Regions from separate parts of the Homo sapiens genome. Here region 2 is linked to region 1. The links are chromatin contacts, found by Hi-C or POLR2A ChIA-PET in ENCODE. All regions are on one chromosome and are shown on one strand. The core of a region is the stretch at or near the end of the contact, and the rest is flanking DNA. Distances in the headings are between cores, read along the strand shown.

Region 1 (6,003 bases), core at 3,474-5,973:
TACTTGTTTAATGTATAAAATATTTCTATAATGAATTTTAATGGGAATTAGAGCATCATAGAAAAAATGCTCTTACTGTTGAAAACATTATTTGTTACATTTTGGTCAACTAATCTTTCAATAACTTTTAGTAACTATAATGTTAAGTTGTACCAGTGGCAGTCTTATATAGTAAATGGCAGCTGACAGCATGAAAATAACATATCTAATATTTTGTGACTATCTTATTAGGAAAATCAGAGAATTTCAAAACCTTGTTAGTTTTTAGGGTATAGTCACATTTTATAAATGTGCGGTATATTTATACATGATTTGACGTTTGTGAAAATATTTTCCCTGGACTTTTATTTTAGATGAGATCTACAGTGTAGGCAAACTTATATAATCTGTCAACTCCATTAGTGTCATAGTCAGACTCATCCCCATGCTAAAATTATAGTTGTTAAAATACGCTTTTGTAAATAGTTGTGTTAGGTCATTATCACCAAGTCTTCAAGGTATTACATTATAAAAACCTTGGTTTTTATTCTTGTGAATAACCGTTTTTTCCATGCAAAGTTAAAATTCTTCAGCCTTTAATTTTTTTATTAATATATAAGGATGTGATGAGTATGACTACAAAACAGGAAAAAATAAACAGATTTCGTTTGTGGCTTTTGCTAAATTGTTACCTGACAAAATCTTAGCCAGTTCTTCATTTTCGTTTTGAGATGAAGATACTTAGTTTTAGTCCAGGGGCTGGGCGCGATAGCTGATGCCTGTAATCCCAGTACTTTGCGGGGCCGAGGCAGGTGGATCACTTAAGGTCAGGAGTTTGAGACCAGCCTGCCCAACATGGTGAAACGTTGTCTCTACTAAAAATACAAAAATTAGACAGGCGTGGTGGCACACATCTGTAATTCCAGCTACTCAGGAGGCTAACACAGGAAAATTCCTTGAACCTGGGAGGCAGAGGTTGCAGTGAGCCATTGCACTCCAGCCTGGGCAACACAGTGAGACTCTTGTCTCAAAAAAAAAAAAAAAAAATTTTTTTTTTTTAGTCCAGGGATCAAACCTCTAAGTAAGCAGCATGTATGATGTGAAATTGTAATTACTGTATAATGAATGTAGTACTTTATAATACTTTTTTCTTAATGATAGTTATAATACATATTCATTGTAAAATTCAGGAAATAGATAAATGCATAATGAAAAAAGGAATATATTTCTTAGAATCATATTTTGTTTTGAGCATTGCAAACCAATGGAAATATTGAAAGCTATATATAAACTTGAGTTAGTTGGGTGAAGAATGTTCTTTGTTATTGGTCAGAAAATGAGATTTCGTTGTCTTTGTTTTCATCTTTAGTTCACCAAATTGTTTCTAGTAGAAAATATAAGACATTGGGAGCTTGAAGTGCGAGATACCTTTAGGTATATTTTAAAATTTTTTTCTGTGATTTCTTCAACATTTGCTATTAATTAAATGATTTAATTATGCCAATTAGATTAAATTAGTATGATATTTTTAACTTAAGGAAAAGCAATACAGGTAGTTGTAATATAACACTCATCGAATATCTGAATCTCTTACTTGAGCTCAAGACCTGTATTTTTCATTGCCTACTAGTGTTTTCATCTGAACATCTAGTAGGATATGAATTCCCTAATTGTCCCCTCACCTCTGTTTTGTATCTCCCTTCTCAGTGACATCACCATTCACCCAATCACTCAAGCTAGAAACCTGAGATTTTTCTTCTTCTCATCTTTAGTCTTCTACCTTTGAAATGTCTGTTGAATTGATTCCTTACCTTCCCATCTCTTTTGTCTAATCAACTTCTCACTCTTCAAATCTCATCTTAGACATCATTTCCTCTGGGAGAGGAAGCCTTCCTTGATTTACCTCCCAACCTCCATACTCTCTTCAAGTCTTATTTAAGAGCCTATTTTATGTAGTCTTTATATTTACAACTGTTATAACACTTATCATTCTTTGTTATAATTCTGTGTTTTTTAATCTCCCACTAGATTATGTGCTTCTTAAACACGGGCTGCTTGTATCCCTAGTGTTTAGCTCATAATAGATGAGAAAATAATTTTTTCAATATTGTTGAAATCTGTCTTCTCTGTTTTCTATGTTTCCTTCTTAGTTTTAGCCTTTGTCTTTTATCTGGATCATGGCTGTAACCTCCTCATTGGCTCTCTGCTTTGAGCCTTTTCCTCCTTTGGACCATCCTACTTCCAACTGATATATAAAATACAACTCAGATCCCTCAGTGACTTCCCATCTCCAACTGAATCCAGTTCACTTCTTTGAACATGGTGTAAAGGCTCTTCCTTCATGGTGTTCTCTTGGCATTCTGACCGTTCTGTCTTAGCCACCTCTCACAGTATGCTGCCCTGTGGTACTAAAAAGCTATTTGAGAACAGATACAGTGTGTTTGCTCTTTGTACTCTGAGTGTTCAGTACAGTACTCGAATCTACTATTTCAGCTTTGTTCCCTTTCTCCAGTCGTATGATAGATGGGTTTATTACCTCTTACTTCAACATACCACCACTTTTATTCTTCTATGCCTCTGATCCTACTGTTCGCCTTTGCCTGGAGCATACCTTTTACCTTATAAAGTTTTGTTCATGTTCAAGACCCGTCTTAAATATTGTCTCTTCTGTCAAGCCTTCCATGAAATCTTCAGATTACTTTTCTTTCCTCTTCTTCCAGAGGCTTTATTCGTTTATTGTAGTATTTCTACTGTTTAACTATAGTAATTTATATTGCTTTTTTGGTAAATTTTTAATTCCTAAGGGCAAGAGCTATGTCTTGTTCATTTTGATAGGCCTAGAAATTAACACACACATTACTTAACACCGAGGAATAGGCTAGTTGGTTGAATGAATGACGCAAAGTATGTTATAAATATTAGAATATTTCCAAGACTTACTTCCTGCAAAGTTTATGGCAGAATAGAAGCCATGTGTTAAATGTTGAACTAAGGCAAAGACCTTCTGAATAATAGCTTATTTTGAAGACTATAGGAAAGGATTTTAGGCCGGACACAGTGGCTCACACCTGTAATCCCAGCACTTTGGGAGGCTGCAGCGTGTGGATCACCTGAGGTCAGGAGTTTGAGACCAGCTTGGCCAACATGGCGAAACCTCATCTGTACTAAAAATACAAAAATTAGCCAGGCGTGGTGGCGCATGCCTATAATCCCAGCTACTCAGGAGGCTGAGACACGAGAATCGCTTGAACCTGGGTGGCAGAAGTTGCAGTGAGCCGAGATCACTCACAGCCGAGATCACTCCAGCTTAGGCAACAGAGTGAGACTCAGTCTCAAAAAAAGAAAAAAGAAAAAAGAAAAAGAAAAGGATTTTATATATAAAAGGTTTTTGAATCCTCACAGGAACATTAAGGTTAGTGGGCTGATTTTTTTTTTTAAATATTCTGCAGACTTAGTTTTTCTTTTTTTTCACATGTTTAAAAATTGTGATAAAATACACATAACATAGTAATTTATCATCTTAACCATTTTTAAACATACAATTCAGTGGTATGAAATATATTCACATGGCCAGGCACAGTGGCTCATGCCTGTAATCCCAGCACTTTGGGAGGCTGAGATGGGTGAATCACCTCAGGTCAGGAGTTCGAGACCAGCCTGCCCAACATGATGAAACTCCGTCTCTACTAAAAATACAAAAATTAGCTGGGCATGGTGGCAGGTGCCTGGAATCCCAGTTACTCAGGAGGCTGAGGCAGCAGAATCGCTTGAACCCGGGAGGTGGAGGTTACGGTGAGCCGAGATTACGCCACTGCACTCCAGCCTGGGAGACAAGTGCGAGACTCCGTCTCAAAAAAAGAAAAAGAAATATATTCACAGTGTTGTGCAACCATCATCACCATTCATTTCCAAGACTTTTCATCTTACAAAACTGAAACCCCATACCCATTAAACAATAACTCCCCATACTCTACTCCCTCCCATTTTCCCCGCCCTTCCTCATAGCAGCCACCATTCTATTATACTTTCTATCTCTATGATTTTGACTACTGTAACTATCTCATATAAGCAGAATCGTGAGATATTTGTCTTTTTATGACTATCTTATTTCACTCAGCATAATATCCTCAGGGTTCTTCTGTGTTGTGGCATATGTCAGAATTTCCTTCCTTTTTCAGGCTGAATAATAATTCCATTGTACTTACATACCACATTTGTTTACCTGTTCATCTATTGATGGACATTTGGGTTGTTTCCACATTTTAGCTATTATGAATAACGCTGCTATGAACATGAACATACAAATACCATTTCAAGACCCTGCTGTCAGTTCTTTGGAGTATATTTGCAAAAGTGGAATTGCTGAATCATGGTAATTGCAGACCTGTTTTTGTGTCAAGGATTTCCTTTGAAAATCTGATGAAGACTGTTATACCCTGCCCACAGAAAAAAAGAACATGTATATCTGTGATACTATTTTGTATTTATTTCAGGAGTTCCCAGACACTTAAAAACTATCTGTGGACCCATTCTTGAGAGCTGTTGCTGTGACAGTAAAATGCCTCAGTTAGAGAAGTTCTTGGCAGTGGAAAAGATGAAACTACTAAGAGAGTGCTTCAGTCACTTGGATAATGTGGTAGTGGTAAATTATGCTGAGGCAGGAGTTAATATTTTGTCATCTACTAGCTTCCATTTCCTTCCTGTCTCTGTCCTTTTAGCAAGAACATCAGGAAGTTAAAGCCACATCCTGTCAGGCCTGTTTGTTATCCTGGTCTTGGGCCAGTAAACAGGATAGATAATTAGAATAATAGTTATCAGGCATTGTACTGTGCCTTCTTTATGTAAGTTCACTTGCTGAGCTCTTGTAACATCCCTGAAGGGTAATAACTTTATTTCAGTTTTTCAGATGAAGAAATGAACTAGTCTTCATTTCCACGAAGTTTTCCCTGATTATCTACCTCAGCTCAGAGAGCACTCAATTTCCTTCTCTCCCAGTAGATTCTCGACTCTGTGTGATGGCACAGGCCAACTCTTACTTCTAATGAGGCAATATAGTGTAGTATTTCAGAGCATGGGCTTTTTAACCAGATTTCCAGATTGCCTGACATGACCTGGATATACTTAACTATCTGTACCTCAGTTTATTTATCTGTAAAATGGAAATATGAATAACCATGTACAATGCTTAACGCAATGCTTGGAACATAGTAAGTTCTCAATACATGTTAGTATTTATCATCATCATCCCCAACACCGAGTTCAGCACTTAGAGTACAGGATTTACTCAATAGCTGTTCACTAAATATTGGTTGGAGTAGCTGAATGAACTTTCTTTCTCTAGTTGAAGAGTGAATGGAACTATGTAGCCAGGTAGCCAGATTCTGTGTTCCTAAATATATAGACCTCTACTTCAGTCATATTCAAGAACCGATTTTTTAAAATTTCTAAATCCTAGCATATGGTTCAAATTTTTAAAAATTCTATGTTTTTGTTTTAGTTCAGTTCAAATATCATTAGAAACCATTATGTCTGGAGAGTTCATTGCTTATATTATCAAATCTGGAGCTCTTTTGCTTATGATCCAACTTGATGTGTTTGTGACCCTCTAAAGATCTGTGACACTGACACTAAAAGGTCTCTTTTGTGACTCTGCCTTAAGAATGGTATTACTGGTTAAATAATTGAAGCTCTAGGTTGCGGTGTGCATTTCTTTGATAGTAAGGAGGCAGCCTAATTCATTTTCACATAAAGTGTATAGATCATCATTAAAACCTCTGTTTTGGGAGACTCTCCTTACTTGAAAACCTCCTTGCTAAAGTCTGAACCTGTGCTGTCCAGTATAGTAGCCACTAGCTGTGTGGTGATTGAGCACTTGAAATATGGCTAGTCCAATTTAAGATGTGTTGTTAGTATAAAATATACTGGATTTCAAAGATTTAGAATGAAAAAAAATGTAAAATATCTTAGTATTTTTCATCTTTATTACATTTTGAAATATTACATTAAAATAAATTTCACTCATTT
Region 2 (6,739 bases), core at 818-3,317, 300 kb before region 1:
GAGATTAAATGAGTAATACATGTAAAGTAACACAGTGGTAGGTGTTCTACTTCCCCTTCATAATTTGGAGCCTTAGATAACCAGGATTCACCACTATATCTCCAGGCCCTTACGCATAGAAGGCACTCAATGAGTACGGATGGATAAAAACAAAACGAATCAAGAACTAGATAATACTATAACCACAGGCAATTTTCATATAGATCTACAATCAAGTAAAGGCTATAAGCATAAGTTAAATTGTATTTAACATCTGTTTTAAAAACAAGCTATAAGTTGATGAACTCCCAAGAAGATAATAGAGAATGGTAATAAAAAAGAAATGAATAACAGACAAAACAAGTGGTAAAACACAGTATGGAAAACAGAGCAGGAAAAATATTCCAATATGAGATGTTCAGGAAAGCACTGGGTATTATGACTGAACCACAAAAGGTAAACTGTACTTAATTATTACCTTGGTAACAAAGAATCAAACAATATAAAGAAAGTTTTTTTCATAAAAGAATCTAATTTTTGAACATATGTTAGTGCTTTGAAAAACCAGAATTGCGTTTATCTTTAAATTTACAAAGAAAGGTTTATGTGTAATGTTCAGTTTCTGCTAAAAAATAAATCTGGTACAGCTAAAATCTGGTACAGGAATCGGGTACAGCTAAAATGCAAGAACTTCAATCATAACCCTTAGCACAATTCCTTACTCTTCATGATACCCTCATCTGATACTAATACACCCTTTGACTTATAGAACAAAACACAAATACTAACTCCATAAAGTGATTTGGTTACTTATACAACTAAACAATAAAGGTCTGGAATTCGTACCATTTTTCTCTATTTAAATCACTGACAGCTTGTCTTTCCCAGACACTCCCAATTTATTCAACAAACCCATATAAGAAGTTACTAAACTAACCAAAACAAACAAAAAACTTAAGTCTGTAAATAGGATGACTGTATATTTTAGTTTGCCTGGATGGTCAGTTTATGCCTGGTTGTCTCAGCAAAGTTATTATTAGCAGCCTCCTTCACTCTCAAGTATCCCAGTTTAGGCAATAAATTACATGGTCACCCTCTCTATATAGGATATAGCTAGGATTTTTAAGACACAAATGTTATGAAAGGCATATAAAATTGCCTCAGATGATTCAGAATCCAGCAAATTGCCTTTTTAAAAAACTACAAAACCTAAAATGAAATGAGTTTACAGGTTCTGAATGCAGAAAGCAAGCTACAGAAATAAAAGACACTGGAATTCAATGCAGTTAATATTAACTGAGTGCTTACCTTATGCTAGATAAGTACACACATGAATAATACTCAAGTTGCAGTTTTATGTAATTTTACTTACGCACTAGAAGTTTCATTTTAAAAAATGTACACACACACACACACACACACACACACACACACACACCCCTGAAATATAACACATGAAACAAAAGAAACAAAACACCTGCAGTTACCCCTAGGGAATGGGACTGAGGAATGAGGGCATGTGAGACAGTGACTCTGAGTTTTTATTTTACACATTCATGTTGTTTAATTTTTTAAAATAAATATGCATTTATTTTATAATTTACATTCAAAAGCTTTAGGTAAAAATGTTCAGAAGCTACAGGTTATGAACATTTTTAGAAAATTTTATAACCATTTTAGCATGCAAGGTCATAAGCATTATTCTTTTGAAATTGTCTATAAAATTATAAAATGTTTTCCAGGAGTAAATCTGGCAAATGCTAAAGCTGCTCAGATACACCTTTCCAAGCAAAAAAGTAGGATAGCAAATTTATAATATCATTTAAAGGTAAAGCACGCACTAGCAAAAAGCACTTAAAACTTCGTAATCACTATACTGGAATAAATAAAATAATGAAAAGTGGCCAATATAACCAAGCAAAATGGCAAAGTTTTTTTTTTCCACCTCCTTCCTGCCAACAACATGATCATGACTCAACATCCAAGAAAGCAATCTCTTAAAGAAGAAAACACCTACTACAGCACACCACCTAACAAAAGCACTGTTGGACTATGTAGTGCTGGCAATCAGCCAACACTTTTCTTCTGAGATACTTTAGTTGGTTAGGCTACTTGCAGTATCTTTCTTAGAAGTCATGGAGTAAATCATTCCAGGATCTAAATAAACTCTGAGAGGTTTACTAGTACAGGATGAAAGAAAAATATTCTTCCATTCCCCAACCTCAGATTAAGAGCATTTTGGAAAGCCTATCTGGAGTCTACTTTTAAGGATCCATCAAAAATGAGTAAATTTCCTGGAAATGTGTTCTACAAATAACTAGGAAAAATTAACATTAAATACGTGAATCCTTAAACTGAGTACTTTAGTAGTTAGTTCAGGTTCTGAAATAACTGCAAAATTCTTATAGCCTAATACTTCTTGAAAATTTGATTATGAAATGTTTTCAAAAACAAAACCTGATATATTAATCTAACAAGACTGAATCTCTACAGCAGAATATAACAAATTGACAAATTAACACTCAAGGTGATAGCTAGTCAGGACTAACAGATAGATGATCAGTCACAGGCAAACAAAATAAAACAACGACCCTGACTTGAATAGACTCAACAATTGTTCTGACATTTATCTCTTAGAAATTATATATGCCAAAGCTGTCTTCGTATATCTAATTTTAGCTGCCAATGAGTACCAGAAGAAAACAGATTCGGTTTTCGCTAAAGTTGTTAAAAAGTGCATACAAAATTACTGATTTAGTTTAATTGTCAGAATCTATCAAGATGATATAAAATACAAGCCAATGAAAACAGGACTTCGTTTTATTCTCTACTATCTCCACCGGGCTAGTGTTTGGTTTGTAGCAAGTCCTCAATAAAAATTTTGTAAATGAATTAAGGAATTCTGCAATGTGCCCACCTGTTAACATTTAAACACAAAAAGTAATCAAGGAACTAGTTCTTGCAGATTATAAATCAGAATATTCGTGGAAAAATCATAAATAACTCATAGAGTTATTTTAAGGGATTTATTATATTAGTTGGTTGCTGTAATGTATGGCTGCTGAATTTTTCCAAGGCTAAACGTTTTTAAGAAGAAAGAGAAACTAACTAGGAGAAAAACACATTGAAATAAATGGTAGTAAAACAAGAAACAAGATGAGGCAATGACAATCTTCTTGTCTCTCTAAAAACTCGTTATCTCACACTAAATCTTATCCTGAGCACATTTTTACACATACTATGCTGGACCTTAGAATTCAGTGTTACAATAATTACTTATTCACTGAGCATCTCTTATGACTATGGCCCTGTGCCGGATCCTTTGGGGATGCCAAGATGAAGCAGACACAGATCTAAAAGAGTTTCATTCTATTAGAGGGAATATATATCTGTCTACAAATAATTGATTCAAGCATGGTAAAATGTTATCAGAAAAGCACGAAGAAATTCAAAGGAGAAAGTTATAAGGACGAGAAAGCTTTCACAGAGGATGCAATTTAGAGTGTAGGATTTGGACAGAAATGGGAGGGGTAAAGCAGTACTCCACCGGGCTAGTGGGCCCTGGCAGGAAACAGCATAATCAGATACAATGTTTGAACTTTTCTTTAATCAAGTGACTACAGTACCCACAGAAGTGAGAGTAGGGCTAAGAAAACTAACAAGAGATGCTGAGGTACTCAGGAATTAAGAGCTGCAAGTAGCCTGAAGGGGCAAGGAAACAAACAAGGTTCCCACCGGCCAGTGGACATGGACGGCTGTAAAACAGTCACTGCCAGAATTGCCTCAAAGCATGGAAGGAGCAGAAGGAACAAATACTCCAAAGGCCTTTTTTCCCTTCCATTTTCTGTCACTGCTTCCCATTTGCTAAACCCCAACCAGAAGCCAAGGGATAAAGGATCCCAGATGCTGAAAGCTGTAAAAGTCAGCCTCCTAGAGCACGGAAGAGAGAAGGCCAGAGAACAAATCTGCAAGAAAATGGAGAATAACCAGAAAAGGCATATTCCCAAACTGAGGAGCTGAGAAGCACAAGGAGGCCAACTGAGGAACAATATTCTGTTACAGAAGAATGTATATTTTTTGGATCTGGATGCTGAATCTCAAGGAAACCAAAATTAGTGGCTAAAAATGGGAATAAGTACTAGGGTTTGGGGGGGAAAGGCGACCAAGGGGTGGAGACTACCAGGGCAGCACCCTGAGTCTCTCTGGAGAAAATAAAAGAGCAAGAGTCATCTAGGCTCTGGCCCTAGTCATTTACTCTCTAGCTATGTGGCCATGGGCAAGTCGTTTAGCTGCTTTGAGACTGATTTCTCCACAATAATAAAAATTTTTAAAAAGGTAGAAATGGAATTAGAATTTGAAAATTCTCTCCAGCTCTAGGATTGTGTGATGCCAATACTTCCAGGTAAACAACTAGGTTCACCAGGAGGATAAATTCCTAACCATATTGGAAAACCTGGGGCCCGTGTATTCACCTTAATAAAAATTAATTTCATTTAAATAAACACAGTAAGAATTTACAGGTTCCAACTGCAGCCAAGTCCTCCACGGTATGACAAAATATGTCAAAACACAAGCAAACTCTGTCATTTAGTGTAACCTTGAAACTGAGTGAGAAAGACTAACACAACCAGATTTTAAAACATGCTCTGGAATGCAGAGAATGCAAAGAAACAACGGAGTAAGCAGAATAACTTAATTGAAGTGGCACATTTTGGGAAAAACGAGTTGTTCAGTCAATACAGCAAAGAAGCCAAGTTCCTAAAGGTGTCTCCAGAAATAAATGAACTCCAATATGGCAGGAACTACAGTTCTCTTCTCTCTCTCCTGCGTGCGCACATGTATACACACACATACAGAGCAACCAAACCATTCATTCATGACACATATATTTATTTAATGTCTATTATGGCCAGGTACTATCATCATCTTCAAAGGATGTCTTTAAGGACAATAGAGATAATATTAATAGCAAATATAATTAAGCATTACCTAATCATCTGGAATGAGCTCAAATTTCACCTTTAAAGCAGTTTCCCTGACATTCTAGCTAGCCTACATGCTTTTTCCTATGATACTAACAATACTCCAGAACCAATTAGTACTCGTACTACTATTAGTATTATTTTAATCATGTTAGAGGTCCTATAGATTGGGTAGGGGAAGGTGGGGAGTCCTGGAAGTCTGCCCACTTTTTTTTTTGTTTGTTTTTGAGACAGAGTCTCGCTCTGTCACCCAGGCTGGGGTGCAATGGTGTGACCTCGGCTCACTGCAACCTCCTCCTCCCAGGTTCAAGCAATTCTCCTGCCTCAGCCCCCCAAGTGGCTGGGCTTACAGATGCCCACCACCACACCCAGCTAATTTTTGTACGTTTATTAGAGATGAGGTTTTACCATGTTGGCCAGGCTGCTCTCCAACTCCTGACCTCAGGTGATCTGCCAGCCTGGGCCTCCCAAAGTGCTAGGATTACAGCGTGAGCCACCGCACCCGGCCCTGCTCACCATTTTTAGCACTGTTTCTAAACATTTTTCCAATCCCCCGTTTCTCATGTCTGGTAGCAACCAGGGAGCTTGGTGACCTAGGAAGCATTTTTAACTCACAGGGAAAAACCTAACTCCAGTAAAACTGAGTCAAAGGTTTACACACTTAAGCTATTATCGTCACATATTTTGATCACTTAAGCACTTACTGAACACCTACTATGTGCCATGCACTAAACTAGGGACAAAGGCCCCGGGGATACAAAGATGAGTGAGAACCCCAGATCTCTAGGAAATCAGGGTTTAATGCAAGAATCACATATGTTTAAAAATTTACAATACAACTTAGTGAAGGCTGTGATATGGAGATATGAGCAAAGTGCTGTAGTAGCACACACAAGAGTAACAAACTCACCCTGCCTGAAGGAAGGCATCATAGAAAAGGTTAACACAGGAGCTGTATGCTAAGGAAGAACTGGAGGCTTACCACTTGAGATACAGTGGGGTAATCTAAGCAAGAAGGAAAGGCTGTGAAAAGACAAATAACTGTGAGAGGCTATGGCATGTTCTCAATGAGAAACAGTTCACAGTGGATGCCGTGGGTAAAGCACCTGGAGCTGAGTCTGGACTCAGAGATAAATCAGGACCAGAATATGAAGAAGGGCCTCCAGGACATGCTGGGCAGCTGGACTCTGGCAAGGAGGAGCCAAAACACATTCTTAACTATAAGAGCGGCAACCCATTCCAAATTTGTTTTTGGATAAAAAGGATGGGGTAAGGGGAGTCCAGTGACAGACTAGTCAGAAAGCCTTGCAAAAGTCTAGGTGAGAGACCATGATGGCCTGAATTAAAGCATTATCATCTAGAAAAAAGTGACGAATCTGAAAAATATTACTAAGGCAAACATAACAGGACCTGGTGACTGGAGATGGAAAATAAGGAAGATGGAAAGTAGCTTTAAATGCCTGTGTGTGGTAGAACTTCATTAAAATATTTAAGGAGGAATACGTGGCTTAATTACATTGTCAGTATAAGAACTATTCTTTCAAGCTTAACAATCTTTGTTTAAACCTTTACTGAAAAGCTTCCTAAATATAATTTTCTAAGTATACTACAGTAATCACAAAGTCTTTTTTCTATATAAGAATCATCATAAATATCTGTTTTCGCTCTACAGTATAAAGTTTAGCTACAGATAGAACTCAACATACCCCAGGGGACATCCTAGAATTTGCTTCTCTGAACAAAAGCCTGATTATCAGATTTTCTTGTCATCGTCCCCT

Evidence for each region. A loop is a pair of places that touch in the nucleus more often than their neighbours do. ChIA-PET counts read pairs that join two places held with the same protein, here RNA polymerase II (POLR2A). Pooled maps may share reads with other maps.
Region 2: a pooled map shows a loop between it and region 1 (1.8-fold over the local background). The contact joins two enhancer-like sites. A Hi-C loop is called at or near these places in 4 of 37 single-sample maps with no recorded cell type and 5 of 50 pooled maps. POLR2A ChIA-PET finds 5 or more read pairs at or near these places in 3 of 52 experiments (GM12878, T-cell and naive thymus-derived CD8-positive, alpha-beta T cell).

The regions. Positions count from the first base shown.
Region 1 is chr1:51,432,516-51,438,518 of GRCh38, reverse strand. The region is part of intron 12 of EPS15 (epidermal growth factor receptor pathway substrate 15); the gene reads left to right. Among named protein-coding and RNA genes, the nearest start is that of EPS15-AS1, 83 kb to the left of the region's middle. Within about 2 kb of position 4,723, at least 3 of the 41 ENCODE cell types and tissues checked have a DNase peak (open chromatin) inside an H3K27ac peak, as active enhancers do.
Region 2 is chr1:51,732,224-51,738,962 of GRCh38, reverse strand. The region is part of intron 4 of OSBPL9 (oxysterol binding protein like 9); the gene reads right to left. Among named protein-coding and RNA genes, the nearest start is that of MIR761, 100 kb to the left of the region's middle. Within about 2 kb of position 2,067, at least 5 of the 41 ENCODE cell types and tissues checked have a DNase peak (open chromatin) inside an H3K27ac peak, as active enhancers do.